Linked DNA regions of Mus musculus: regions 2 and 3 are each linked to region 1. The links are chromatin loops, found by intact Hi-C in ENCODE. Cell type or tissue: heart. All regions are shown on one strand. Each heading gives the region's core, and the rest is flanking DNA. Links, peaks and the distances in the headings are about the cores only.

The links. A loop is a pair of places that touch in the nucleus more often than their neighbours do. Peaks named below come from ENCODE experiments on the same cell type or tissue, not always from the same donor. Only the 100,000 strongest peaks of a DNase experiment are listed, where the experiment ranks them.
Region 2: it touches region 1 in a loop (2.1-fold over the local background); 5 of 42 quality-filtered maps call a loop at or near these places.
Region 3: it touches region 1 in a loop (4-fold over the local background); 20 of 42 quality-filtered maps call a loop at or near these places.

The regions. Positions count from the first base shown.
Region 1 is chr19:36,913,031-36,923,228 of GRCm38, forward strand. Fgfbp3 (fibroblast growth factor binding protein 3) reads right to left here and starts at 6,569. Exons shown (of 2, transcript NM_028263.1): 1 at 6,542-6,569; 2 at 4,520-6,247. The coding sequence starts at 6,186. The coding sequence ends at 5,434. In heart, for the core only: CTCF peaks have their summits at 6,121 and 9,181 (motif pointing left); a DNase peak (open chromatin) is centred at 5,971; H3K4me3 peaks cover 2,102 bases; H3K27ac peaks cover 1,824 bases.
Region 2 is chr19:36,828,689-36,838,886 of GRCm38, forward strand. Tnks2 (tankyrase, TRF1-interacting ankyrin-related ADP-ribose polymerase 2) reads left to right here and starts at 5,544. Exons shown (of 27, transcript NM_001163635.1): 1 at 5,544-6,048. The coding sequence starts at 5,850. In heart, for the core only: no CTCF peak of the experiment used is centred there; DNase peaks (open chromatin) are centred at 4,433 and 5,523; H3K4me3 peaks cover 3,829 bases; H3K27ac peaks cover 3,412 bases.
Region 3 is chr19:36,810,246-36,820,443 of GRCm38, forward strand. No RefSeq gene overlaps it. Among named protein-coding and RNA genes, the nearest start is that of Tnks2, 19 kb to the right of the region's middle. In heart, for the core only: a CTCF peak has its summit at 5,892 (motif pointing right); DNase peaks (open chromatin) are centred at 8,056, 8,416 and 9,116; H3K4me3 peaks cover 2,172 bases; H3K27ac peaks cover 2,048 bases.

The DNA of each region.
Region 1 (10,198 bases), core at 1,326-9,325:
TGGGCCATTACAAGTGGCTGTACCTGTAGAGAAGCTAGAACGGCCATTCCTGTCTAACACGGCATCCTGAAATGAGCAATGTCTGTGCTATGCTATACTCCCCAAGGCACGGCTGAAGTTTTCTCAGGGCTCCAATGCTGAGCCCCCTCCTACTCAATTCTCCTTAGTCCTTCTGTCTGCCTCTGTTGTCCTCAGGGTACTGCATGTCTGTGCATGACTGAGGCTCAGTTTCTAGTGCATCCTTGCCTAAATTCCGAGGAAAGGCAAGCGGCATATTACTTAAGCATAGTAAAGTTGAAGTTACACAAATCATTGGCAAAAGGTTAGTCACTGATCGTGCCTGTGTACAAAGATGGCTATAAAATATCCCTGGCTTGGGGGTACTCATCCAGGAAAAAAGGGGGGCCGGATTTGAGTGGATAGCTGGTACTTTATCACAAGGAACAATGGAGAAACGAGAGGTATATTTCCCTCCCCCTCCCTTTGCTTCCTTTCCCACCCATCTTGTACAGACAAAACAGGTCCTTCATCACTTAAACAAACCCTAGCCAAAACAGCCCAGAGGTTGGTTTCTTTTCTTTCTTTTTTATTTAATTATTTTATTTTATGAGACAGGCTTTCCCTATGTAGCTCTGACTGTCCTGGAACTCACTACACAAACAAGGCTGGCCTTATATCCACCTGCCTCTGCCTTGCAAGTGCTGGGATCACAGGCATGCAGCCAATTAATCCAGAAGTGATTTCTAATATTTTTTTAAGTTTTATTTATTTTGTTTATATGAGCACACTGTAGCTGTCTTCAGACACACCAGAAGAAGGCATCAGATCCCAACAGATGTTTGTGAGGCACCATGTGGTTGCTGGGAATTGAACTCAGGACCTCTGGAAGAGCAAGTAGCCAGTGCTTTTAACCGCTGTCTTAGTCAGGGTTTCTATTCCTGCACAAACATCATGACCAAGAAGCAAATTGGGGAGGAAAGGGTTTATTCAGCTTACTCTTCCACATTGCTTTTCATCACTAAAGAAAGTCAGGACTGGAACTCAAACAGATCAGAAAGCAGGAGCTGATGCAGAGGCCATGGAGGGATGTTCTTTACTGGCTTGCTTCCCCTGGCTTGCTCAACTTGCTCTCTTATAGAACCAAGATTACCAGCCCAGAGATGGCCCCACCCACAAGGGACCTTTCCCCCTTGATCACTAATTGAGAAAATGCCTTACAGTTTGATCTCATGGAGGCATTTCCCCAACTGCTTCTTGGTCATGATGTTTTGTCCAGGAATAGAAACTCTGACTAAGACAACTGCTGAGGGGCTGGAGAGATGGCTCAGCGGTTAAGAGCACTGACTGCTCTTCTGAAGGTCCTGAGTTCAAATTCCAGCAACCACATGATGGCTCATAGCCATCCATAATGAGATCTGATGCCCTCCTTTGGTGTGTCTGAAGACAGCTACAGTGTACTTACATATAATAATAAATAAAATAATGAATAAAATCTTTAAAAAAAAAAAGACAACTGCTGAACCATCTCTGTAGCCCCCCCACCCCAGAATTGATTTCTCATCCTGAAACTGTGCAGTCTACACTGGGTGATAGAAAGCCTGACAATATCTGGTTTCTCTTCTACCTCTGCACTATTTTTTGCTAGTAGATGCCCTTTACATGATGTCTGGGCACTTCTTCAGCTACAAGCACACATTTTGTTATGTTCAGGTTCAATTTCATATATTCAATATTCAAATATATATAACTTTCCTTTAAGATTCACACGCTATGGGCTGGTGAGATGGCTCAGCAGGTAAGAGCACCCAACTGCTCTTCTGAAGGTCCGGAGTTCAAATCCCAGCAACCACATGGTGGCTCACAACCATCCGTAATGAGATCTGACTCCCTCTTCTGGAGTGTCTGAAGACAGCTACAGTATACTTACATATAATAATTAATAAATAAATCTTAAAAAAAAAAAGATTCACAGGCTATTTTGGAATCCTGGTTCACTTTTTAAAATGATTGGAGATTTTCTTACTACTGATGATTTCTAGCATAATTATTTTCTCATCAGAGAACAGATTTTGCATTATTGAAGCTGTTTAGGATGAGTTGCAGTTGGTCTTGTTCAGAATATGGTCTGTATCAATGACTACACTAGGTTGGTCTGTTGTTCCTAGCTCTCCATGTGTCAATCAAGCCTGTTTTATGATAGTTCAAGTCTTTTTCCCTGCCCTCTTTTTTTGTGAGGGGCAGGGGTGCTCACTATGCAGCACAGGCTAGCCCATACTTATAATTCTCCTGCATCCACCTCCTAAGTGCTAGGATTACAGACTTCTGCCTTTACAGTTGGCTAACTGCTCCTCTGTGGTAATCTTTTGGGGGACCCTGTTTAACCTTGAACTTTGTGCAGAATATCAAAATGGAAAGTTTAACCCAGAGTTGTTTTTTTTTTTTTTTGTCAACAGAATGTAAAAAATTAAAGCAGACCTTTCAGGTGATAATTATGTGTAGGCAATGAGATATGATAGAAGGTTAGCATTTTATGAACCTACTAATACTCTTGTACAAATTTGCATTCTGAGTTAAGAATGCAGGGCAGATTGTCAGCATACTGAGACACTATGCTTAGCCACTTCCCATGCCTGCTAAGTAAAATTATAAAGGACCAGTAACTTAAGGGATTTTTTTTTTTTTTTTGAGACAGAGTCTCACCAAGTAGCCTTGGATCGGCTAGAACTCACGGTATAAACCATGCCAGCCTTGAATTCGTAGCTCTCCTTCCGCCTACCTCTGCCTACCTCTGCCTTCTGAGTGCCGAGTAACTTTGAAAACAGAACTAGAACACGATGGTTGTGTGTCTTTGATAATTCCTCTTTCTCCCACAGACAGAGCTACCAGCACCTTCCTCATTGACCCTTTCTGATCTCAGCCCTGACAGTAAGGAAATGCTAGTGTACCCTGGCAACTTTCCCTCCACTCTGCCTGGTGCCCCAGAGGAAATCATTCATCTTCCCCAGAACCTCCTCCTCCTCTTCCAGCTGACGCTTGTCTGTCTAGCGCGTCCTTCCATACTAGTCTAGATGTCCTAGACACAACACTCCTCCCTTTCCCTGACCATTTCAGTTGTCTTTTCTCCGGCTCTTTGAAGTCCGCCATCTCTCCTGGGTTACATCATGTACTTCACATGTTATATTTGTTGCTATTCGAGTTATTATGTCTGTGGAGAATTGCACGTATGATTCTAGAAGGCAATAAGTGTGCTTTAAAAACCCCAGACTTAGCCCAACCCAATCTCCAAAAAGACCTGGAGATACTGGGACTTCGCCAATGTCATTCAAAAGACAGATGGAGGGATCTGATCCCTTCCCTTCCACTGCAAGCAGCTGTTTCTTGTTCCCCAGCCAGGGTCCTGGCACAGCTCTTGGACACACAGACTTTGGTCCAAGAGCTATGGTCTTTTCTTCTTTCTTACAAAGACATTTGTTAGACTATCAGAGGGCATCCTGGGAGGGCCTGGTAGTCCTCTTTCCCAGAGAGATGAAAGTGTGATTCTAGCCACGGTTCTGGACAGTACAGATTTATTTCCATTCTTTTTATTGATGCAAGCTTTTTGCTCGTCTTTTTAGAGACTGTGTTTGTTGGGCCATACTTTTGGAGAATGGTCTCCAGATACCTTGAGTTTCCTTGGCCATGATTAATTTTATCGAAGGATCAGTGCTACTCAACACGTGACCACATAAGTCTACCCTCAGAGTATGATCCATCTGGATGTTCTAACAATTGCTTGAGTTCAGAAGTACACAAAATGTGTATAAAATAGTTTTTATGCCACAGAGGCAGATCAAATAGAAAAGGCCAGGAATTTGTTGCACTTACTAACATTTTTAAAGGGAGAGAGTAAAAAGAGAGGTATTCTACTTGGGAGGGTGAGGGTGGGGCTCCCACTGGCCTTGGGCTCAGGCTTAGGTAATATAAGGTAAGAAGATAACTGGACATGGTGGGGCATGCCTTTAACCCCAGCCACTTGGAAGCTGAGTCAGGAAGATTGCAGCATTCATGTCATGGCCTGCCCGGGTTGCAGAGCACAAGCATCTCACCTAAAACTTAAAACAAGTTTAGGAACTCCACAGGTCACCTCAGTTGGCATAGGAGCCTCCAGTCAAGGCAGAAGGCCTGAGTTCAGTCCCCAGGACCCATATGGTAGAGGGAGATAACTAACTCTGGAGGCAAGGTATACTCTGACTTTTGTGTGTGCATACATGCATGTAAACACATATAAGAACACACACACACACACACACACACCCCACACACAGATGATGGGGTGCTCAAATAAAGGTATATATACTTAGTAGACTAGGTAGGGGCCAAAGAGTACAATTCCCAGCATCCACGTGGCAGATCTCAGACCCATTTCTAAAGGATGGGATGTTCTCTTGTCTGTCCCACAGGATCCTCCATGCCCGGGGTACATAACCTCACACACACCCACAAAATAAAAATAAACAAATGAAAGAAATAGCAGAATTTCCATCATTTTACAACTCTTTAAATCCAATCAGTTTTTTTTTTTGTTTTTAATTAAAGACAGTTGTTACAACATATTTAAAAAACACACACATTTTAAATTTAATCACAGAAGAGATGAAGGGCCAAATGACCCAGATACGTGTTTACATTTTAGCTGATTTTAAAAAGAGTAATCAAAATTTAAAGGCTTGGAGTTTTTGTTTGTATTTGGAGATCTAGAGAGCACTGAACTTCTAAAATTCACTTCTGATTTTAGGTAGTTAATGAACTTTTCTGGACAGTAGGCTCAAAATTCAGTTAAAAAGTAGCAAAGGGACTGAAAAGCAATTGTCCTGATAATCCAGTCGTAGATTTATTATTTACCTATAAGGTTTTAATCTACATAGAAAGTGTGATGCCAGTCACACCCAGAGTTCATAACAATCCAGAAAGGGGGGTGGGTGGGTATTCATTTTCTCAAGTTGAAAACCAAGAAGATCTTGAAATATTCAACATGGTTCAGGTTCTTACTCACAGTTACATTTAATGAAAATGTGTTGATATACATTGTATCCCACTTCCTAGGAAAGATTCTCACCTCTTTAGTCACTTCATTCTTGCTAGTCTCAGCTTCTCTCCCTAGTCTACAATTTTCCCATACTTGATATAAATCTATTTGTTTCCACTTTTTCTTCTGCTCTTAAATCAGAGCTGAGATGCTTTAAAAAATAAAAATAAACATAAAATAAAAAACAAAAGCCCTCTCCAGCTGCTTCAGATTCTTCTTACCCTGACCCCTGACCCATTTTGGAATCCCGACTAGCCGACTAGCTTATTCTCCATCCCGGTTCCCTGTCCAAGGACATCTCCCGCCTCGGCTGCGCTACCCTCTGCTTCTCAGCACCTACCCCTAGTGCCCCTTGCCAGCCCGCAGCCTCAGCCATTCCAGAAGTTGACAAAGAAGTTGCAAAGGGAATGCCACTTCTCGGTGCAGTAGGTCTCAGTGAGCTCGGCATTCTGGTCCAGCCCATTGGGTTGGAATCCGGCCGCCGCAGGAGGCTCCGGAACTGGGTCTGAGCCCGCTTTCCTCCCGCCCGAGTTGGACTTCACTAGCAAGGGCTTCTTTTCCGGCTGGGAGCTTGGGGACCGCACCGACTGTCGCGACCGAGCCGGGCTCCGCGCCCTGGACCGGGGCGGCTCGCTGGGACGCGCGGGTAGGCTGGGGTGAGCGGGCGAGTGCAGGTCTGAGCCAGCCGTCTTGCGGGCGCACAGGCGTGGCGGCAGCGGCGCGGGGTCCAGGCAGGGCCGTGGTCTCCTGCGCAGCGCGCCCAGCAGCCGTCTCCAGTAGTGCGCGCGCCGGGCGCCGGTGGCCGCGCAGCGCTCCGGATGCCCGCGGTAGGCGCAATGCAGACTCGCCCCGCCCGGGGTCTGGCAGCGCAAGGCCAGCTCTCCGCCAGTCGGCGTCCCCGGGGCGGGTACCAAGAGCTGCCAGCTGCACGCGTGCTGCTCTGGACTCACGAAGCGACCGGAGGAGCCGACCGTGGGTCGGGAGGCCCGGGTCACTTCCCTGCCTGCTGCCCCCTTGTCCCTCCCGGCAGCCGAGAGGAGGCAGCCTCCCAGCAGCAACAGCAGCGTCAGCGGGGAGAGCGACGCCCGCGGCCTCGGAGGACTCATGCCCGCGTTGGCCATGCCACTCTGGGATTCCTGGGACCTCAGCGCAGGCAACAGGAGGCAAGGAGCATCCTAGGATCTGCGAATGAAGGCTACGGATGAGTCCCGCTCAGCCCTCTCCCTGGACACAGGAACCTGCCAACTCTCCTGACCGGACTTTCCCGAAACCAGTGTTCTCAGTTAGCAGGGAGAAGCCCCTTTAAAGAGCTGTCTGTCCTAAGGGAACAACTTAATGTTTAAGGAATCGTTTTTTAACATTCACTAAAATAGAAAAATGAAGTTTAATGATCACGCAACCACACACCCTCCACCCGTCACCAAACTGTCTACAAAATTATTTCAGATTAATCGGATACATGTACTTTTAGCTTACCGAATTCTAGAAGAGGTGGAAGGGCCCTATTGGAGTAGAGCGAATGACTGCATAAGGGATTAGTCTGTTTTAAACGGCTGTGAATGAACCTGTTATCAATGGGACAGAAGGGGCCTCCCCCTTCATGCCCCTCCCAGACTTCTCTCAGTAGGTTTCGGCCACTGCTAACACACACAGAAGATACACCCGCGTGCAGAAGCACGCGGAAGTGATAGAAGCAGCCATGTGACATGAAATATAAAATGCTGTATTTTGCTCTCACCGCTGAAAATAAGACAAATGTTAACAAAACTTTCTTTCCTTTTGAAACTTGTACATATTTATCTGGTCTATATATAGTTAAGAAAGATGAAATGAAACAATAATATTCAGAACCAGATGCTATTTGCAGGTTTTTTTTTGTTTTGTTTTGGTTTTTTTCGTTTTGCATTGCATGTATTTCTTCTGTGTGTGTGTACCCCAGAGATCCAACTCAGTTTGTAGGGCCCGGTGGGGTGACAAGTGCCTTTGCCTACTGAGTCATCTCAAAGGCCCCACTATTTTCAGTCTTTCTATTTATCATGTCACTCAGTTCTGTATTTTCATCAGTACATCCAAGTAGGGACATTTTGGTTTTTAACTATTTGGGATATGATAGATTAGTTCTAAATATTTTTTCAGAACTCAAAGGTCCTAAAAGGAATGATTTGCTTTGTGGTAGAAAAGTAATACAAATTCAAGTGGTGTAATGTTTAAGTAGTAATCTGTTCTTTGTATGCCTCTGTAGGAGGATAGAATTTGGGTTGGGTTAATTTTGCTGTTGTTTGTTTGTTTGTTTTTGGTTTTTCGAGACAGGGTTTCTTTGTGTAGCCCTGGCTGTCCTGGAACTCACTTTGTAGATCAGGCTGGCCTCGAACTCAGAAATCCGCCTGCCTCTGCCTCCCGAGTGCTGGGATTAAAAGCAAGCGCCACCACCGCCACCCACCTGCAAATTTTTTTTGTTTTGTTTTTTTTTTAAGGTTTATTTATTATTATATATAAGTACACTGTAGCTGTCTTCAGATGTGCCAGAAGAGGGCATCAGGTCTCATTATGGGTGGTTGTGAGCCACCATGTGGTTGCTGGGATTTGAACTCAGAACCATCAGAAGAGAGTTCTTACTCGCTGAGCCATCTCGCCAGCCCAAGGTTTATATATATATATATATAACATTTATAAAATAAAAAGAGAATTTTACATTTGTTTATTGTTTACTTGGTGTGTGTGCTCAAATGCTACAGTATACGTGAGGAAGTCAGAAGACAAGTTTCAGGAGTCTACTATCTCCTCCCACCTTGCAAGTCTCAAGAATTGAAGGATTCAACTCAGGTGGTTAGGTTTAGCAGCAAGTCTCTAATTTGCTGAGCCATCTTAGAAGACTCCCTTTTTAAAAACAGGGTCTCTTGGATCTTGAGTTTATTGTGTATCTGACTGTGACCTTGTATTTTAAGCAAAGTTATTTTTAAGCTTTGGGATTTTATATTCATCTCACTTTTAGCTCCATAGTATGTGGTCTTTTTTTACTTTAAGAGTATATTGCCGGGGCTGGTGAGATGGCTCAGTGGGTAAGAGCACCCGACTGCTCTTCCGAAGGTCCAGAGTTCAAATCCCAGCAACCACATGGTGGCTCACAACCATCTGTAACGAGATATGATGCCCTCTTCTGGTGTGTCTGAAGACAGCTACAGTGTACTTACATATAATAAATAAATCTTTAAAAAAAAAAAAAAAAAAAAGAGTATATTGCCAAGAGGCTGGGGAGACCCATGTGAGGGCAGAGAGGAATGGCTTCACAAGGTTGTCCTGTGATCTCTGATCAGTGCATACAAGCCCCTCCATTATACACAAGTAATAATAAAGTGGTTTTGATTTGTTTTGTTACAGCTTTTATTTCTCTAGGGAACAGGAATGTTGCTCACTGGTAGAGGACTTGCTTAGTGTGTTCAAGGCCTTTCACCTCTCAGCACTTAATTTCCTTATCTAATTTTGGTATTAATTATACCATTTTGTTTTGTTTTTTTCATGTTTGAGACAGGGTTCTCTGGGTAATAGCCCTTGCTGTCCTGGAACTTGATTTGTAGACGAGGCTGGCCTCGAACTCACAGAGATATATCTGTCTCTGCCTCCAGAGTGCTGAGATTAAAGATATGCACCACATTGCCTGGCTATACCAGTTAAATTTTTAATAAAAACATATTGGTACCTATGACATTAAGGAACACTAATGATAAAAAAACAGGAACTCTTAACGAAAGTTTCATAATACATTTCACAGATGTATTTAAATTTCTCAGAAAGCCAGGCGGTGGTGGTGCACGCCTTTAATCTCAGTACTTAGGAGGCAGAGGCAGGTGGATTTCTGAGTTCGAGGCCAGCCTGGTCTACAAAGTGAGTTCCAGGACAGCCAAGGCTACACAGAGAAACCCTGTCTCAAAAACCAAATAAATAAATAAATAAATAAATAAATAAATAAATAAATAAATAAATAAATATTTCAGAAAAACATTCTCTCATGTAAAGTACCAAAAGTAGTTACAGATACACCTCCTTGCCCACCAAATGCTCTGATATTATCAAGGGCTGGAAGGCTCTTGATAGATTTTTCAGCTAAAGTCTGACATCTTGTGGCCTTATTCTCAATTACATTAAAATTATGAGCTAGATCCACAGATGTCACAAACATCAAGAAGAAAAGGGAAGGGCACACAGAAAAATCAGGATAACTTCAAAAGAGCCGGGCAGTGGTAGTGCATGACTTTAATTCCAGCACTTGGGAGGAAGAGGAAGGCGGATTTCTGAGTTCAAGGCCAGCCTGGTTTACAGAGTGAGTTCCAGGACAGCCAGGGCTACACAGAGAAACCCTGTCTCAAAAAACCAAATAAATAAAAAAGATAAGTTCAAAAGCATGGTAAACGAAGCAGAGCTGGAGTAGCCTGGTGGCTCATGCCTGTAATTCCAACACTAAAGGCTGAGGCAGGAGAAGCACACACTCAAGGCTAGACTGGGCAGCATAGTGAGGTTCAGGTCAGCCTGAGAAACAGCAAGACTGTATTAAAAACTAGTAAAGAAGTAAACCACAAAATAGCATAAGGTAACCTTTTATAGCTGGAGTGAAGAGTGCTTACTGTACTGCTCTAGCAGAGAAGCAGAACTGGGTTCCTAGCAGCAAAGCCACCTGAACTCCAGTTCTAGGGGCCCATCACTGTCACCCTCTTCTCTCCTTGGTGGAACCTGTACTCACATGTACATACTGCCACACATACACAGGACTAGAAATAAAATCTTTCCAAGGGAGGTCCAACCCCATCAGCCCTGGGCTGTGAATAACAACTCTTCCCTCCTCTGAGAGTACATTTCAAGTGTTCTGGGTTCCACTTGTCTGAGCCTGCTGCTGGGGGGGGGGGGTGGTTTGTGGAATTTTCTCTCGACATTCCTTTTTATTCTGTAGCTCTCCCAGACTATGCTCTTGAGTGTTTGAGTTTCACGTGTGAATACAGTGGCTTTATTACTCTCCTCCATTAATGTCCTCCTACCCTTTCAGTTTCCTTCCTGGCCCTGACTGACCTTCTTCTCTCTTCTCCCAAGTGCATTCTAGCTGCCTCTTAGGAAGAAAGAGGTTGTAGGCTTGGAGAAGGTGGG
Region 2 (10,198 bases), core at 1,453-9,452, 84 kb before region 1:
CTTCAAGGAGATCCAGTCCTGAAAGTGAATCTTTCCTTATCATGGCTGTCCATCACTGCCCAGAGCCAGTGGAATCCCGAGAGGCTTGGTGGCAGGGGGTTCAGGAGCTAAGTTTGAGTCTGCATAAGCTCCATGCTATACAACATCCCACCCTCAGTGCTCGTTCTCTCTCGCTCGCTCTCCCGCTCTGTGTGTCTGTCTGTCTCTGTCTTTCTCTGTCTGTCTGTCTCTTTCTTTCTCTGCCTCTGTCTCTCTGTCTCTGTCTCTCTCACCCGTCACCACCATCTCTCTCCATAGTGCACACACTGGCTATTTTCTCTTCTCCCACTTTCCATCACATGTTTGTTCATAGGGGCTGGGATGGCCTTGCACCCCTTCCTTCTTATGAGCACACACAGCAATTTGGGGTCACTCCTCTCTAGATTACATAACAAAATGACATGAAACAACTTGAAACATGGGTCATGCTTCTCACATTAAAAAAAAAAGTGTCCTATGGTCATGTAGGCTCAAAACAGAGTTCTCCATGCTAATGAGGTCCCTAGAGGCCTAGAGGGCTTAGCCAATAAGCTTCCCTTCCCAGACATTTCTCCCTGTAAAATGTATTTAATCTCAGATCCACCCTGAGAAGTGGGGAATGGTTTCATGAATCCATTTTCTGCCATGACAATAAACTGCTTTTCATAGAGATCTGATGTGGGGAACCACCAAGAAGGCCTTTGCCTATAGAGCCGCAGCCTAACCTTCTGTAAAAGGCCTCTCTGAGCTCCCAGCCACAATCATCACAGAGCCAACCACCAAGGACAATCATCCCAGCTTGGACAAGCCTGAGCTCCCCCCACCCCCACCCCTGCCTCAGCCCCTGGGCTAGACAAAGTCCCCAGCCCTTTGCCCCCTACTCCACTCTCTGCTCTTCTGAGATTCCCAGTGGCACCTGGATGTCCAACAGCCTGAGAAACACACGGCCCAGGCCTTGTCGCAGGCCCAGGGTTCCCCAAACCAACCCTGGCTTCCCCACACCAGACTGTGCTTTCCCGCCCCTTGAGCAGTACCTCCTCACCTCCCTACAGCACCAGCTCCAGCATTCTCTCTCTTTTTCTTTCTCCCTCCCTCTCCCCTTCCTCCTCTAGGGATCAAAATTAGAGCCTCACACTAGAGTATTTGTATCATAAATAGACTGATGTATTCAACTTTACTGCCCCCCATCTTCACCAAATTATATAGCACATAATTTAATAGTATTGTTACATAATCTGCTGATCTCCAGAAACTTTTCATCTTATAAAACGGAAACTCTATGCACTAGCTGGTTTTGTGTACCAACTTAACACAAGCTAGAATGAGAGAGGAAGGAGCTTTAGTTGAGGAAATGCCTCCATAAGATCCAGCTGTAAGGCATTTTCTCAACTAGTGACCAATGGGGAAGAGCCCAGCCCATTGTGGGCTGCCATCCCTGGGCTGGTGGTCCTGGGTTCTATTAAGAAAGCAGGCTGAGCAAGCCAGTAAGCATCACCCGTTATGGCCTCTACAACAGCTCCTGCCTCAGGGATTCTGCCCTGTTTGAGTTCTTGTCCTGACCTTCTTTTGTGGTGAAGAACATTGTGGACGTATAAGCTGAATAAACCCTTTCCTCCCCAACTTGCTTTTTGGGTCATGGCATTTCGTTGAAGCAATAGAAACCCTAAGTAAGTACTCTATGATCATTAAATAGTCCCATTCCATCCCTTCCCCAATGCCTAACAATTATTCTGTCAATTTGTCCACTTTATAATCTTATGGTATGAATCAGGTTCTATAATAGGACTCTCTGAACCCATCAGCAGTTAAATAATGACACATGGACTTACTAATTTTTTCTTTTTTTTTTAAAGATTTATTTATTTATTATATGTAAGTACACTGTAGTTGTCTTCAGACACTCCAAAAGAGGGCATCAGATCTTGTTACAGATGGTTGTGAGACACCATGTGGTTGCTGGGATTTGAACTCTGGACCTTCAGAAGAGCAGTCGGGTGCTCTTACCCACTGAGCCATCTCACCAGCCCAATTTTTTTTTTTTTAAAGTATAGAATAGAGTTTATTCAGGGCATGGGAGGGGAGTTGAGAAGGTAGTAGACACAGAGAAAGGGGGGATGTGAGGAGAGAGAGAGAGAGAAAGAGGAAGAAGAAGAGGAAGAGGAAGAAGAGGGAGGAGGAGGAAGAGGAAGAAGAAGAAGAAGAAGAAGAGGAAGAAGAAGAAGAAGAAGAAGAAGCAGCCAATCATGAGCACGTGGAAAGAGAGGGGAGAGGGGAATAGGGCGTGGGGTGGGGAAGGGGTGAGAGGACAGAGTGGGAGCAAGAAGGCAAGAGTAAGAGATGACTTATTAATAATTATAAAAAGCCTAGGTCTTTAGCTTGGGCTATCTCCCAGCTAGCTTATCTAGCTTAATTTTACTAAAGAAACAAGATGTGCATGTAGTGGAAAGATCGAGTGAGGTACAGTGAGGAGGTAGCCATCTATAAGCCAAGGAAAAGGGTTTTGAGGAAACCAAAACACCAACCAACATCTTGATCTAACTTTTTTTTTTCGTTTTTCTTTTTTCTTTTTTCCAATTTTCTATTAGGTATTTTCTTCATTTACATTTCAAATGCTATCCAAAAAGTCCCCCCATACACACCCCACCCCCCGCCCCCTGCTCTCCTACCCTCCCACTCTCACTTCTTGGCCCTGGGGCATATAAAGTTTGCAAGACCAAGGGGCCTCTCTTCCCAATGATGGCCAACTAGGCCATCTTCTGCTACATAGCAGCTAGAGACACGAGCTACTGGTTAGTTCATATTGTTCTTTTTTTTTTTTTTTTGGTTTTTCGAGACAGGGTTTCTCTGTGTAGCACTGGCTGTCCTAGAACTCACTTTGTGGACCAGGCTGGCCTCGAGCTCAGAAATCCACCTGCCTCTGCCTCCCGAGTGCTGGGATTAAAGGCGTGCACCCCACCACGCCCCACTTTTTTTTTTTTAAAGGAATTTAAAACATCTATTTTGTGGTGTTTTGCTAAGGCAGCTCTCTGCAGGAATACAAGTGAACCCGTTTTGTCTTTGTAAGCTGGCTTCTCTTACTTAACATTATGCCCTCAGTAATCACCTATGTTGGGGCACAAGATAAGATTCCTTCTTTCCTGAAGCCTGAATGTTCTTCCTTGATATGCATTCATCACATTTCATAGTCATCCATTCATGGAACAATTGGATTGTTTATAACTCTTTGCTTTTGTGAGGATTGTATTATGAACACGATTGCAGAACGATTTGAGATCCTGGTTTCAAACTATTTGACTATATCTACCCAGAAGTAGAGAAGATGGTAGCTTTATGTTGAAATTTTTAATTAATTAATTTTTAATTAATTTTATGTTGGGTGTTTTGTCTGCACCATGTTTGTGCCTGCTGAGGGCCACAGATACCAGGATTGGTGCTATATGATTGTGCACCACCTTGTAGCTGCTGGGAATTGAACTCAGGTCCTAAGTAAAACAGTGCCCTGAACCACTAGACCATCTCTCCAGTCCCAATGTTTAGTTTTGTAAGGAACTACCAAGTGTTTCCTGTAATAATACACATTTTATGATCACATTAAGAGTGCCAAAACGATTCTAATTTGTCCATCTCACCAACATTTGTTGTTTGCTGTTTGTTTGCTTTTAGAACAGCCATCCTAATATGGTTTCTTTGTTAACTTCATTTCTCTAGTAATCAAGTGTTTTAAAAACAAGTTAGGCTGGGCTGTGGTGTTGTACGCCTTTAATCCCAGCACTTGGGAGGCAGAGGCAGACAGATTTCTGAGTTCAAGGCCAGCCTGGTCTACAGAGTGAGTTCCAGGACAGCCAGGGCTACACAGAGAAACCCTGTCTCGAAAAAGAAAAAAAGAAAAAAACAAAAACAGTTAGGGTTGAGGAGATAGATCAGTGAGTAAGTGATGCTGTATGATGTTGTTTAGATACACATATTGGGAGGAAATACATAAGCAGAAATCACTAAATAAAAAATTATAAAAATTGGGAATATATTTGGCAAGTCGATGAAATGAAGAAAAATGAGACAATCATAGTAGTAAGGTTCTAATCCTTAGGTATATTCATGAATAGTTATTTAGTAATAGGGATCAATTTAAATTTACACTAAGTAGTCTAAGAACATAATGGAATAAACATATAAGAAGGTACATTTACTAAAATGCTCAAGAAGTGTCCCTGCTTTTCTCCCACAGAAGTGAGTCAACGCTCCCTAACAAAAACTGGATTTCCTGAAAAACAGGTTAAGTAATTCACAGGGGAAATGCTTGTCAGCGTGCCAAAAGTCAGCACTTTCTTGCAAGCAAAATCTCTGTATTCCTTTCTTTCGGGTTCCTGAAACAAGATGTCACTACTACCTTAAACACAGCTAACATTCTTTCCAGGCTCCGCCCAACAGTTACCTGGCAACAGCCAGGTAGGCCTGGCTGTTTGTCCCCCTTCTCTCTCAGACTCTTCTCCTAACCCCTTTCTCCCTCTCTCCCATCCCCCCTCCCCCGTCTCTCTCCACGTGTTCCTGGCCGGCCTCTCTTCTTTTTCTCTCTTCCTCTGTCCTTCTCTGCCTCTACTCTCTTCTCTACTCCCCTTCCCATGCCCTAAATAAACTCGATTCTACACTACACCCGTATGGCTGGTACCTCAGGGGTAAGAAAGGGATGTTTCAGCATGGGCCTGCCCAGGAATCCTTCCCACCTTACCAGACCTGGCTCTACAAAACACATCCTTGTTGTTGTTGTTTTTTTTTTTTTAATAAAACACAATAAACACGAAAATGAATTGTGCACTTGTATTCTTTGATCAGAGAGAGAGAGAGAGAAACTTCGGAAAACTTTGATGTGTATGCTTTGTATCAGCACCTCGACCACATCCGGTGCAATGCTGATTTATGTATAGATCCTCGTCAGCGCTGAGCTAATAATTTACTATGGGAAGCGGAGCTAATCACAGCCACCCCACCCCCCAATTGTTGCTTTAGAATTGAGATGAACTTTCTTCGCTTTCTTGATTTATCTGGGGGCCGCTCATCCAAACTTCTCAGTAAGCGTAACGGATTCATTTCTGAGAAAACGCTTATAAGAAAAACAAAAGCAGATGCGGAGAGTTAAGGGAAGAGACACTGTAAAGAAGGCAGGAGGGGGAAGGGGTGAGAAATCTCCCAGGGGGAAGGTACGGAAGCAACACTGCAGAGATTTTCACGCTAAAACTTGCACAAGAAAATGCATAATCAGAACAAAACTTCCCAAGATTCGTCTTCGGTGTCTGAGCAATGAAACTCGTCTCGAGAAGTGTAGGCTTTAATAAAAGAAAAGGCAGCAAGACCTCTCGTTTTTAGCAGAGGCTCTGTAAAGATGGCGGTGGGCCGAAGCCCCTTCTCTTTCCGCAGCCAAAGGCTCTCCCTGCACATTTCCCACAAACCCCTCCGCGCGGCCCCGCTTGCCCAAACTGGCCCGGCCGGAGAGCAGCCACTGCGCACGCGCGAGCCGACGTCACGCGCGCTCCCAGGACCCGACCGAGCTGGCAGGAGTGGTCTCGGCCGCTTCCGCCGTCGCGTCGCTTCGGGGCTCGGCGAGCGGGTTCGCGCTGCCTCCACCGCGGTGGGGCAGCCGGGGCTCACGGAGCCGAGCCGGGGGCGCGCGGCGACGCGGCCATGGGACCGTGCCGACTCTGGTGACAGCGGGGAGCGGAGCGGCCCGGGCCCTGAGCGCGTCTCCTGCGGGGGGCCTCGCCCTCCTGCTCGCGGGGCCCGGGCTCCTGCTGCCTTTGCTGGCGCTGCTGCTGGCGGCGGCGGCGGCGGCCCGGATCATGTCTGGCCGCCGCTGCGCCGGCGGGGGCGCGGCCTGCGCGAGCGCCGGGGCCGAGGCCGTGGAGCCGTCCGCCCGCGAGCTGTTCGAGGCTTGCCGCAACGGGGACGTGGAGCGAGTCAAGAGGCTGGTGACGCCCGAGAAGGTGAACAGCCGCGACACGGCGGGCAGGAAGTCCACCCCGCTCCACTTCGCCGCAGGTAAACGCGGGCCCCGCGGCGCCTCCCGCACGCCCCACCTGCAGGCTCGGGCTTGCAGGCCGCAAGCCGCGCGGCGCTGCCCTGTCTCCGACCTTTCCCCAGGACTCTCACCCTGGCCGCCCGCCCTCCTCTCTCGGGGCTCGTGATGAGGGTGGGGTGAGCGTGCTCTCGGGAAGTTGTTTTTGAGGTTATGGGGTTTTTTGTTTGTTTGTTTGTTTGTTTGTGTGCTGGGAGGGGGGAAGCTTTGTTTTGTTTTACTGTATCAACAATACCTGCCCCGACTTCCGGTCTTATTACCCCGGAGGGCCTCTGCACACAAGAAAGGCTTAGTAGACCTTGTGATTTGAAAGAGTAATTATCTCCAAAAAATGGACCCATGTTTGCAAGTTTCATCGACACTCTTAGTAACCCCTTAAGTTCTAGCGGCCGTCATAAACTGAAATTTTAATTTAGGAGTTATTTTATTAGCTATTGGCTCATTAGAGTTAATTGGATTAGGTTTCTGGAGAGACTAAAACCGGAAATGGGCATGTTTGGGAGACCTGAGATCTACTTAGGTTGTGTGTGGGTGGCCTCTGCCTTACTCCCGCACAAGTCGGGATGGAAAGTGAGCTGAGAGACAAGATAGGACACGCACTTGAGCTTGGATCTAGGATTTTGAGTCATCCTGAGATTTATTGTAGATAGTTTGGAGTTACTTTTAACTACTGGGTTCTCTTTGTGGTACCAGCGTGTTGAAGTTTGCTTGTTGAGGTATTTATTTGAAAAGGCCAGGGATGGGAACCAACTTAATGATTATTCATGTTAAGGACAGTTTGTAACTTTTTAACCTCATAATCAAATAAGATCCTCTTAGCCTGGTAACATTTGATACAGTGTGCATCAGAATTGTTTAGCAGTTCTTTATATTTAAAAAAAAATTTTAGTTTCTTGTGTTCCTTAGGGGCAAAAATGGTAGACAAAAGAGTATAAAAAAAGATTTATTGTTTGTTTGTTTACAGGCATTGATTTTACAGTTCTTCCAATTGTAGGTCTGTTTGCTTTGACCTGTCCCTATTTTAAAATGTATGTACTGTCAGAAATCATGCCTCCTTAATTGATTGCCGGTTTGGGAGCAAGGGAAAAGTTTGGGAAAACCACAATTGGGCAGAAGAGAAATTTGCCTGTGGGCACTGAGAAGTGAGAGCATGAAGCCAAATCTCTGTTAGCAGTGTTGCCTTGCTTCAGCTAGTTTGAATTGTCTTGCTTGACCATTTAGCCAACCTATTTGGCAAATGGTCACAACCAAGTGCTAGATAATCCAAAGGGGTAATGTTACTTAGATTATGTACGCTTGATAAAAATAGCCAAGGTCGATCTTAGTTGCCACCTTTCAAGAATTTAATGTATTAGTGAGTTCATGTCTGAAAATAGTAGTATTTTGAGGTGCGGGTTGGGGACTTATGGTGTGACCTTGTTGCTCCCACACCATCCCACCCTCAGCTCTGCTCCAGTATGCCCCTCCCCCACCCACACGGATGGAATATAAGACCTTGCACATGCCAGACAAGTGTTCTGGCCTCTGAATGAGGTAGATTAGACCCTACCCCTGCCTCAACATATTAAGGAATATTTTACATGTATTTTATATTGTTTCTCCAGATTGAAATGGGAATTTAAATATTATAGAGAGCAATTCACCACTCAAAATTCACCTATATTGCCAGTTGTAGGTTGTAAAATTAAGAAGTTAAAATGTAAAAAGGAAAACATAAAATAATTACTAAAGATACTAGGGAGATGGCTCAGTGGATAAAGTACTTGCTTGCCTTGCAAACAGGAGGGCCTGAGTTGAGATCCCTAGCACCCACGTAAAAAGGCAGTTCTGTTGATGCACACTTATAGCCCCACACTAGGAGGTGGAGACAGAAGGATCCGTGGGACTTACTTGAAAAGCCATGAGCCCCAGGGTCAGTGCAGTGACCCTGTCTCAAAAATTAGATGGAGGAGAGCCATCGATGAAGATGCCTGCCCTGCCACCCACTCACACGCGCAGATACACCTAGCCTACCATATACACAGAAAAATAATCACTAAAGAATTGATATTAAGTCACAGTTTTAAGAGTCTTACATTTAAACCCTGCATAAAAAAATAAGGAGCTTTAAAAAAAATGGCTTTGTGAATTTTAAAATCCAAATTATTAGATTAATGTGGCACTAATCACTAATGAATTTATTCCTTTTCTGGATATGGAACTAGAACCTTGCTTGGCCCTACTAGACATATGTGCACCTGCTGAGCTATAGTCTCAATCAGCCCTGGTTTTTTTGTTTTTTGCTTTTTTTTAAAGATTTATTTATTTTCATTTATATGAGTACCCTGTAGCTATCTTCAGACACACACCAGAAAAGTGCATTGGATCCCATTACAGATGGTTGTGAGCCACCCTGTGGTTGCTGGGATTTGAACTCAGGGACCTTCGGAAGAGCAGTCAGTGCACTTAACCCCTGAGCCATATTGCCAGCCCTGTTTATTTTTAAGTAAAGTTGCTCACTAGCATTTTCTTTGTGAGTTACCATTTGTGTTTATGCAAGCATACTTTTGGATCCTCCTCTGCAGGTGGTGGTACTTGATAATTGCCTGACCAAGCAGTTACTTGTGTTTTTATTTTATAGAGAATTCATTCTTTTAGAGAAAAAAAAAAAAAAAAAAAAAGAGCCCAGCAGTGGTGGCGCAGGCCTTTAATCCCAGCACTTGGGAGGCAGAGACAGGCGGATTTCTGAGTTCGAGGCCAGCCTGGTCTACAAAGTGAGTTCCAGGACAGCCAGGGCTACACAGAGAAACCCTATCTCGGGGAAAAAAAAAGAGTTAGTGCTGAGAAAAAAAATTATTAAAATAGCCAGTTAAAGTTTAGAGGTTTAATTAAGGAGTCTAGAGGTTTGTCAGTAGGAATAAGATATATTCATGCTACAGAGAAGGAAAAAGGGTTTTGTATTTCCATCCTGGCCAAAGAAAAAATTAAAAATCAACCTTAATTTAGTTAATCAGTTGTCACTCCTTAGAGGAATTAAGTTCCATTAGTGATAAAGATAATTACAGAAATGGGTATTTTTCTTCCGTTAGCTGCCTTTTATTATTGGGCTAGGTTACATACTTCTGATATGATCTTTAAGAAATCTTTATAAGGAAACAGTTACACAGAAAAGATTTCCTCTTCCATCTCTTCTTTTCCCTGCCTCCAACTACACAGATGCAGGATATGAATTGATTCTTTTCTTTTTCACCAAGTTCTTCTTTGGGGGAGACTTTGGCCTTTCTATAACCACCTTTATGAATGCTTGTTACCTGTGATGAGATGGGAATCATTCTTCTAAAAGTACATATGTTAAATGATTTTACAATGAAGAAGAATACTAAACTAATTTTTCCTTATTCTGATTCTTTTACTCTGCAATTTAAGAAGCCTTTTCTAAAAGCATTTCTTCCAGGTGGGTTCTAAAAGATGCAGAGGGCCAATAGTAGAACAAAGGACACATGAATGCCAAGAGGTGATGGATGGCAAGAGAAGACCTCATAGCAGTAATTTACTGTCTCCTTGAAGATTTCCTTCATGGCTTCTTGGTACCATTCTAGCTTTCTAATACAGGGGTATAGTAAGCAAACATCAACAACTATTAAATGTCTCATCCTCTGAAGGACTCCAGGAAACTAAGACATTCACAGTCCTTGTCCCTTATGGAATTAGCATCCAGGAGCTGGGTTTGGTAATCAGCTCTAGGAGACTAGGTAGGATAAGCTTGAATTTAAAGCTAGCCAGGCGCTGAGACACTGTACAGAGAGAAAGATGAGTGATACAGACTAGGAGATTACTAACCCGTGTATTAGATTACACATTTTGGTAAACGCCGAAACACTGGTATGAAGAGCAAAGGCTCAGTCCCTGCTCTTATGGTGCTTTCATCTTAGCAAAGGAAGAGAGACAGCCAACCAGTGTTAGATGATAACAGGCGGCAGAAATGGAGGCTGCTTACAGGTGGCCTTTTGGGGGGGGGTTGTTTTTTTTTTCCCCCAAGACAGGGTTTCTCTGTGTAGCCCTGGCTGTCCTGGAACTCACTCTGTAGACCAGGCTGGCCTCGAACTCAGAAATCGCCTGTCTCTGCCTCCCGAG
Region 3 (10,198 bases), core at 1,206-9,205, 100 kb before region 1:
CTGTGTACAGACCCAATCTGGAGATTGAACTCCGGTCGTTAGACTTGGAAGGAAGCACCTTTGCCTGCTTTGCAATCTTGACATTTTTGTGTACAGTATGGCCTGTCTTGCCTGTATGGATACAGCGACCATGAAGGCCAGAAGAGGATGTCAGAGCCCCTGGAACTAAGTATAGGTAGTTGTAAACTGCCCAGTGTCAGAGCTGGTAGTGCAACGTGTGTCCCCTGCAAGAACAACAGTGCTCTTCACCACTGAGCCATTTCTCCAGACCCCAAGATGCATGTATTTTACTGTATGTAAATTGTGTGTGTGTGGTGTTTGTATGTGTGCTGCTAGGGAATGAGCCGAGGCCTTGTACAAACCAAACAAGACCTGTACCACTGAACCAGGTCCTCGGCTCCATTTTAAGGCATATAAAGTGTACATCAATAAAAACAGAAAAAAGAAAAACTTTAAGCATTCTAACCATCTATAGCTACACCTGCACACACACACACACACACACACATGTGCACACATATCCATTCTTAGGAATGCTTTTTTAAGGATTGGTATGAATTTTGAAAATCATTCTCAATTTTCCATTTAAAAGTAACACTTGGGCTTCCAAGTTATCACCTGGGTTGTCTAATCTGTTTTTGTGGAGATTTGCAAGCTGGTCTCCAGTTGAGCTGAGGTCTGAACCCCGGGAATGGTGATAATTCGCCTTCATGACAAGGTAGGTGTTCCCTCATGCTCCTGGAACTCTGGCTCCTGCCTAAGTTACTGCCCCCCACAGCCCCCACAAGAGAAGCATGGTCAGTAGTCATGTAGGCAATGGCCCAAGCTTCTGACCTTCAGGCTAAACTCCTCCACAGTTACCTAGCAACAATGAAGACCATAAAAAAGGGCTGTTCAGCCCCTGCTTGCTCTCTTACTTGTCTCCTTCTTACCCCCCACTCTCACCCTCTCTCCCCTCTCTTTGTATTCTCTCCTCTCTTCTCTCTCTTTGTCTTCTCTTCTCCTCTCTCCTCTCCTCTCCTCTCTCCCTCTTATTCTCTTTCTCTCTAGCCTTCTCTCTCTCTCTCTCTCTCTCTCTCTCTCTCTCTCTCTCTCTCTCCATTCTCTCTTTCTCCTGCATTTCTATAATAAAGCTCTTAAACCATAGAGAGTCTCTGCTCATCAAGATCCGCTGCACTCACTCTCGCAGGTGTTGGGAACCTCTCTTCCCTCACCCCTCATCCCTCTCTCCTATAACCCTGGTGGCTTTAGCAAGGTAGCTCTGGGGTCCCCAGGTAGGGCTGCCCCTTAGCCACCCCCTGAAGAGTGGGTCAGAGGCTTTAATGCCCACCCAGGGATGAGTGGAAAGTGTATGGCAGTTCTTCCATGCCTGACTGACCAGAGAATAGGTGGAGCTCTGTCAGGGTGTGGGTTTTCTCCCTCCCCCCTTCCCCTGGGCCCCCCTTTTAGTTTACAACATGTTTCCAGAAAATAATAATAATAATAAAAAACAAAAACAAAAAAAAATGGACTTGCTTTCAATTATTACCCAAACCCTACATTTAGTGTCATAGAGTCTCAAGCACGGTGTTTTGTCTTCCTGTCTTCAGCGATGGATGTCATTTATTTTCTACTGTTTTGGACTAGGTTGTTTGTTTGTTTGTTTGTTTTTAGAGAGTTCAGAGTTTTCCAGTGTAGCTGGGACTGACCTCAAATCTCCCTGATTTAGCCTCTCTAAGAGTGCTGATAGAAGTATATATCCCAATGACACACGCCCCTTCTCTCTGTCCCTCTCTCCCACCCTCCCTCAGACCAGTTTGTTTTTCAAGGTAAAGGAAATGAGTAAGATGCTACCTAAGAAGTCTCTACATTAGACCAACGATCTCTAGGTGAGCGGAGTCACACACACTGCCCCTCCGGCTGTTCTGCAGTACAGTCTTTCCCTTGTGGGCTGCAGTCACAGCACTCAGAATTAGTTCTGCCTGAGCTGCCCTGGCTCACGGGCCCAGCAGAGGGGAATGACGACTGCCTGGACCGTGAGGAGCAAGTCAGCAAGCAGCGTCCTCCATGGGCTCTGCACCTGCTCCTGCCCCTAGGTTCCTGCCCTGTTCCTGGCCTGGCTTCCTTTGATAATGAACAGCGATATGGAAGTGTAAGGCAAATAAAGCTTTTCCTCCCCAACTTTCTATTTTGGCCATGGTTCTTTGTCACAACAGTAGAAACCCTAAGACAGCTTCCCTCTCAATGCGGACTGTGGTTGGAACGTTCAGTTCTTCATAGGCTATTAGTGAGCTCTCAACTTGCCAAAGTCTATAGCAATGACTCTCAAACCCATATCCCAGGAATCAAGATGGAGTTCAGAGGAAAAAAAAATAATAAAAGGGTTTTTGTTCATGCACATTGAACAAGCATAGCCAGCAACAGACATACTGCTGCAGTATGAGAAACAGGAAGAAGAAAAGTGAGACAATAATCAAGATGGATCTAATTTGTCCACAAGCTTAGGATAAGAAGACATTTTCAAACGGTTTGAAGCGAGCTGGGCATGGTAAGTATGCCTGAGCTACCAGCTACTTGAAAGACTGAGGCAGGAGGATCTTCATTCAGTCCAGAAGGCCAGCCTGCAAAGTGTAGCAAAAGTTATTCTAGATGCTTTCTTTCTTTTTTTTTTTTTTTGTTTTTTTGTTTTTTTGTTTTTGTTTTTGTTTTTTGAGACAGGGTTTCTTTGTGTAGCCCTGGCTGTCCTGGAACTCACTCTGTAGATCTGTAGTCCAGGCTGGCCTCGAACTCAGAAATCCTCCTGCCTCTGCCTCCCAAGTACTGGGATTAAAGGCGTGCACCACCACTGCCCGACCTCTGGATTCCAAGAATGCTGGGAAAGGCCATTTTACAAACTTCCAGTGACTGCCTTAGTTGCTGCTCTATAGCTAACACTGACTAACTGGAACGTCTTATTTTAAAGTACTTATTGTATCTTATTTTATTTTTTTTAAAGATTTATTTACTTATTATATGTAAGCACACTGCAGCTGTCCCCAGACACACCAGAAGAGGGAGTCAGATCTCCCTACGGATGGTTATGAGCCACCATGTGGTTGCTGGGACTCGAACTCAGGACCTTCAGAAGAGCAGTCGGGTGCTCTTACCCGCTGAGCCATCTCACCAGCCCATCTTATTTTATATATTAATGTATTTTAAGTATTAATATATTTATTTTAAAGACTTAAAGCATTAAGATTTCATAAGGAAAAAAATGACTGTAGAAGTCAGGCCCTGGGTCTTCCTCCCAGCCCCATGCTCCCAGAAATAAGACTCAGACTCAAAATACATTTACAAATACCTTGGCCATATACCTAGGCTCTTCTCTGACTAGATCATAACTTAGATTAAACCATTTATTTTAATCTACATTCTGCCACATGCTGGTCACTTGTGCTCAGTTACAATGCATCGTGTCCTCACATCTCCTGTGCCTGGCTCTATCCCAGAATTCTTTGTCTCCCGGATGTCCCACCTTCTATTCTATCCTTTCCTATAGGCCAAAAGGTTTTTTTTTTTTTTTCATTGACAGGTGATGCAAATGATTATATAAATTTTCAAGAGATAAATGCTTCATTCTGTCAAGAAAGAAATGCGCAGTACAGGAGGTATATTTTAACCCTGTGACCAAGGCTGCTGAGGTGCTTCCTTCATTGGGGACACGCTTGTCTTGTAGGCCTGCTGTCCGGAGTTCAGGCTCAGGGACCCTTGCAAAGGCAGAAGGCCTCTTCAAAGTTACCCTCAGGCTCAACAAGTAGGCCGAATTGCATAAGCCATAATGAGCACATTATACGTGATCATAATAAGAATACTAATAAACGGGGCCTAGCAAACACAGAAGTGGATGCTCACAGTCAGCTATTGGATAGATCACAGGGCTCCCAATGGAGGAGCTAGAGAAAGTACCCAAGGAGCTAAAGGGATCTGCAACCCTATAGGTGGAACAACATTATGAACTAACCAGTACCCCAGAGCTCTTGACTCTAGCTGCATATGTATCAAAAGATGGCCTAGTCAGTCATCACTGGAAAGAGAGGCTCATTGGACTTGCAAACTTTATATGCCCCAGTACAGGGGAACGCCAGGGCCAAAAAGTGGGAGTGGGTGGGTAGGGGAGTGGGTGGGAGGGTATGGGGGACTTTTGGGATAGCATTGGAAATGTAAATGAGCTAAATACCTAATAAAAAATATTAAAAAAAGAATACTAATAAATTAAAAATGCAATCAAACTCTGTAGCATAACATCAAAATTCTTTCTTAGAGCTACACACAGCCAGATGTTTGGAGTGTCACCATCTGCCCTGACAGAGCAGGATGTGCTGCCCAGGGGCGAATCTCTCCTAAATTTCTGGATTCACATTCAAGCCAAAAGCCCCAAACTATTAAAGCTTATCAAAACGTGTGCCCCTTTCATTTTTTTAGGAACAAAACCCAGGATTTTGTAAATTCAAGGTGAGGGTTCTACCACTAAAAGCTGCAGCCCCCCCCCCACCGCCGCCCCATTTCTGACGACCCATAATTGTGAATTAGTTCTAATTTAGAAAGAAATCTTTTTTGTTTTTGTTTTTTCGAGACAGGGTTTCTCTGTATAGCCCTAGCTGTCCTGGAACTCACTCTGTAGACCAGGCTGGCCTCGAACCCAGAAATCCACCTGCCTCTGCCTCCAAGTGCTGGGATCAAAGGCGTGCTCCACCATGCCTGGCTTAAAAAGAAAATTTTTAAAACTGCATATAAAATCTGACCTAGCTCAAGCACTCATAACCAAACCGACTGTCATATTATTTATCATTTTAGTAGCCTTTGTTATTAAACTGCTAATAAAGTTTTAAGTGTAAAGTTGAAGTTCATGCATTCTAAAACCCAGTGATTGAAAGAGAACCTCAGCAGCTAAACGTTAGTGGCAGCCGCCTAAAACAGCAGTTCTCAACCTGTGGGTCGCAACCCCTTGGGAGTCAAATCGCTCTCTCACAGGGGTCACCAAAGACCATCAGAAAACACATCATGATTCATAACAATAGCCAAACTACAGTTATGAAGTAGCAATGGAAATAATGTTATGGTTGGAGTCACCACGGCATGAAGAACCGCATTAAAGGGTCACCGCATTAGGAAGGTTGAGAACCACTGGCCTAGAACACCATGGGTTCAACCACTACCACTGCAATGTAAACAAGCTGCTCGGAAAACCCATCTACCTCAGTGCAGACTCAAAGCAACGCTTGCGTTTGCTGTTCTCTAATCTAAAGGCTCTCTCTCTACTCCCTGAAACGGGGAATAAAGGCCAATGCCCGCACCACACCGCACCGCACCACCCCAACTCGCCCTGCACCGACCGGGACTCGATCACCGATCACCGTACCAGACTCTACCCGCCCCGCCCCACCTCGCCCCTCCCCAGTCCCCAGTTCCTCTCACCACTTTCAGATCCAGACATAAGATAAGCAGTATCTGAATGTGGATTTTGTTTTGTTGTCTGGGTTTGGGGGCTTTTGTTTACTGCTTTGGGGGTCGGGGCTTATATTATTTAGTACTAGAGACTGAACCGAAGGTCTCGCACGTGCTAGGCGACCACTTTTCTGCTGAGCTACATCCCCAAGTCCTTCTTTTCATTGTTTTTTTTTTTTTTGTTTTGTTCGGACAAGGTGTAGCTGTCTGGCCTACCATTCACTATACAGGCCAGGCCGGCCCTGAATTCACAGAGACGTCCTTCCTCTGCCTCCCGAGTGCTATATAGAGTTTTATACAGGCCACCATACCCAGCCCAGCCATTTTCTTTAACAGCCTTAAATCAGCATCGCAGTTTGCGCTTGGGCTGAGCATTCAAATTTTTTATTTGCTGATCCTGAAATATTTGTAGACCTATTTCCACTAGGTGGCTGTCTTCACCAAGAAGTGTCAGCGCTATGCTGGCTTCTGGTAATTTGAAACCTTACATTTTATAGAGGTAGGCGTATGCGCAGTGGTTTAATAGACGTTCTCACGCAAGTATCAACCTGTGCTTCTCTTTTACGCCTTCACACTGGGTGGAAAAGGAAATATGTTTAAATGTGCCCTCAAAATAGGAAAGAAAAAAAAAATAGAAAAGAGATGTTTTGTTTGAAATTGAAACTATTTGTAAATGTACTTTTTAATTGATGTGTGTGTATATGTTTGTGTATGTGTGTGTTTGTGTATGTACGTGTATGTATGTATTTGTATCTGTGTGTGTATTGTGTGTGGATGTATGTATTTGTGTATTTGTCTGTGTGTGCCTACATGCTCCATGCACACGTGGGTGCCCTTGGAGGCTATAAGAGAGTGTCAGACCCCTGGAGCTGGCATTACTGGCAGTTATAAGCTGCCTGACAAAGGTGTAGGGAACTGAATCTGGGTCCTTGGCAAGAACATAAAGTGCTCTTAACTGTTGAGCCCTCTCAGCCGGGCACGCCTTTAATCCCAGCACTCTGGAAGCAGAGGCAGGCGGATTTCTGAGTTTGAGGCCAGCCTGGTCTACAAAGTAAGTTCCAAGACAGCCAGGGCTAAGGGCTACACAGAGAAACCCTGTCTCGAAAAAAAAAAAAAAAAAAACTGTCTCTCCAGCCCCTGAAATCAATCCATCTTTCTTTTTTCTTTCTGTTTTAGATTTGTTTATTTAATGTATAGAAGTATTTTTTGTGCAAGTACATATGTGCCCACATGCATGTCTGGTACCCATGGAGGTCAGGAAAGGATATGAATCACCTTATAAAGTACATGGATACTGGGAACCAAACCTAAGTCAACAAGTTCCCTCCACTGCCAAACCATCTTTCCAGTCCCCTGAAATTTTTCATAAAGAAATGTAAAGTGGGGGCTGAAGGGGTTGGAGAAATGGCTCAGCAATTAAAGACTGCTTGTTGCTCTGGTACCCATGTCAGGAGGCCCCCCAACTGCCTATAACCCCAGCTCCGGGGAATCTCGCACCTTCTTCAAGTCTCTGTGGGCACACACATACACGTGAAGTCTCTGTGGGCACACACATACACGTGGTATATACACACATGCACACACACAAAATAAGTGAATGAATAAAATGAGAACATAATTTAAAATAATTCTTTAAAAGTTTTAAAGAGAAGGTTGAAGAGATGGCTCAGCAGTTAAGAGCACTGTCTGCTCTTCCAGAGGTCCTGAGTTCAATTCCTGGCAACTACATGGTGACTCACAACCATCTGTAATGGGATCTGATGGCTTCTTCTGGTGTGCCTGAAGACAGCTACAGTGTACTCATATACATAAAATAAATAAATACATAAATATATACATACATAAATAAAAATTTTTAACGAAAGAAATGTGACGTATCTAATCTATCCACTCTTGGACAGATTCCCAAAGGACTGGAAGTCCACAACATACTTGCACACCGTGTTTACAACTGCAATATTCACAACATCCAGGAAGTGGACAAAGCAATTTGATAATACATATGCAATAGAATCTTAAGCAGCTGTAAGAAAATTAAAATTATGCCATTTGAAAAAAAAAAAAAGGATACACCTGGAAATCATGTTAAGTAAAATATAACAGATTCAGAAAAAAAATCCCATTTTCTGTCATATATGGAACCAAAATTTATGTGTGTTATATATGTTTGCATGTCACAAAACTAGAAAGGGGATGAGAAGAGGGGAGGAAGAGATCTTAAGGAAGATGAGAAATACTGGTCGCGATGGAAAGCGAACCCGTGACTGACTGGAAGGCAAGCAGGCGGCTGCTGCACCGGGAGGGAGTATAAGGAAAAGCAGTGGGGTAAGAAACGAAAGAGAACAATGTATAATGACACACATGTGTAAGACGCCAGGACCCTGTGTTCTTCCTATGTAGTCTATGATGGCTAGTGTCAATTTGACAAAAATCTTTTACCATCTGGAAAGGCTGGGCCCCTGAGGATGTCTTTGGGGAGTGCTTATTGTTAATTGATGTGGGAAGACCCATCTTAATTGTGGGAGGGACTTCCTGGACTTCCACAAAGGGAGTAGAAGAGCTGAGTAGGGAGGGACTCGGCAATTAGACTTGCTCCCATGTCAGGAGGCTCCCCAATTGTCTCCAGCTCCAGGGGATCTGACAGCCTCTTCCAGCCACCGTGCCCCCGCCCCCCGCGTGCATGTGTTCTACACACACACGCACACGCACACACGCACACACACAGCATGCATTCCTTACTCTTCTGCCTCTTGACTGTGGGTGCAGTGTGACCGGCTGCCTTTGCTTCGCCGCAGTGATGGATTTCTTTTGAACTGTGAGCCAGAATAAACCATCTCTCCCTTAATTTGTCCTTGTCAGATATTTCATCATGGCTAAGACCCTAACTTAAAAAAAAAAACAGGCCTACAGCTATGGCCGCCGCCGCCGCCGTCGCTGCAGCTAGAGGAGACCCTGTCGGAGAGACTCTGGGGTCTGATGGAGATGTTTGTTTCCTGAGATGGTCTGGTCAGTCGCCCGAGCCACCTTTGACCACCTTAAATCTCTCACTCTTTGTGGCTCAGAAGATTACAGATTTTCCAGGGCGACTTTGTGGATTGGGACCACTTCTTCCTTCATGATCTTGCTTCTTCCTGTTGTCTTTGAAAAGTTGCAAACGGAGCAACAGTAGCAAGCCCAGCAGTAGCTTACTTTTAGGGCCTCACACGGGGCTGTCAGGAGGAGTGCTAGAACTTCCACTTCCTGGAAAGATCTAGAATGTCACTGCGGTATTTGTCCTGGTAGGCGAAATTTGAAATTCATTTCTGTTTGAACTGCTTATTGTTTGGATTTTTTTTTTTTTTTTTTTTTTTTTTTTTGGGTTTTCGGGACAGGGTTTCTCTGTGTAGCCCTGGCTGTCCTGGAACTCACTCTGTAGACCAGGCTGGCCTCGAACTCAGAAATCCGCCCGCCTCTGCCTACCAAGTGCTGGGATTAAAGGCGTGCGCCACCACGCCCAGCTTTGTTTGGACTGTTTATTCTTTTTTTTTTTTTTTTTTTTAACCTTGGCACATCCATCTATTTGAACCGGGTGGGAACTTTCTCTGTTTCTCACGGAGGGACCCCAGGTGCACCTGAGCCCTTTCTAACGCCCTCACTTCCTGTTCTCACTCATGATGCTGGAGTACAGCCATGTGGAGGTCATTCCACTCTGTTCCCTTAGTAAAAGCTCCTAAGGAAGTTCTTACGTGCCCATTGTGGGAAAGAAGTAAACACCTCTGACCATTAACATTTTTTTTATTTTAAAGAATGGAAATGCTAAGACGTGTAAACAGTGTGGGACTGACAAAATCCATTACAGCTACAGTACAAAACAGCCACCAGGAATCCCTGGGTGTGCTGGAGAGAAGGGAAGCTAGCTGTAGCTTTAGCCAGAGGGGCGCTGAGCAGAGCAGGCCCTCATTTCCTCTGTACAGTTTGGCTCTTAGACCTGCATATGTATAAAAAAAGAAGTCAGCGCTCACTTTTTGTATTTAAATACTGAAAAAGAACTCCAACTGAAAAAAATTAAAAATAAAAACTAAAATATGAAGTTATACCCAAGAAGATCAGTGAAAGGCAGATAATATTTTTAAAATCCAATAAAGAAAAGAGAACAAAAAGATAAAAATAAAAATAAATCATCTTTGGGTAATGGTTTATGTTGTCAAATCAGAAAGCACTTGTTCTTGGAGCTTGAAGAGATGGCTCAGAAGTTAAGGATGCTCACTGATCTTGCAGATGATTAGGACCAGTTTCAGCAGCCTCATGGTGCACAACCACCCGTACCTCCAATTCCAGGCTCCAATGTCCTCTTCTGACCTCTGCTAGCACCTGCACACACATGGCACACATGCATGCACACAAGTATACATAAGCACATATAATTAAAAATTGAAGGCATATATATCATATATATATATATATATACTTATAATTTTGATGGATATAGTATAGATCATACATAACATATATGGCATAGATTTGTGTGTGTGTGTACACACACACACACACACACACACACACATATATATATATATGACATCATGGAACTAGATTAAGGTAGCCACTCAAATAAACACTTATAAAGTTAAAATGAAGCCATGGAGTGTCACTTATAGTTTACACTTTCACTGTGGGTTATACTTTTGTACCTTTATCCACCCTAAAAGCAAAACAAAGTAGAAAAAGAAAGAAAGAAAGAAAGAAAGAAAGAAAG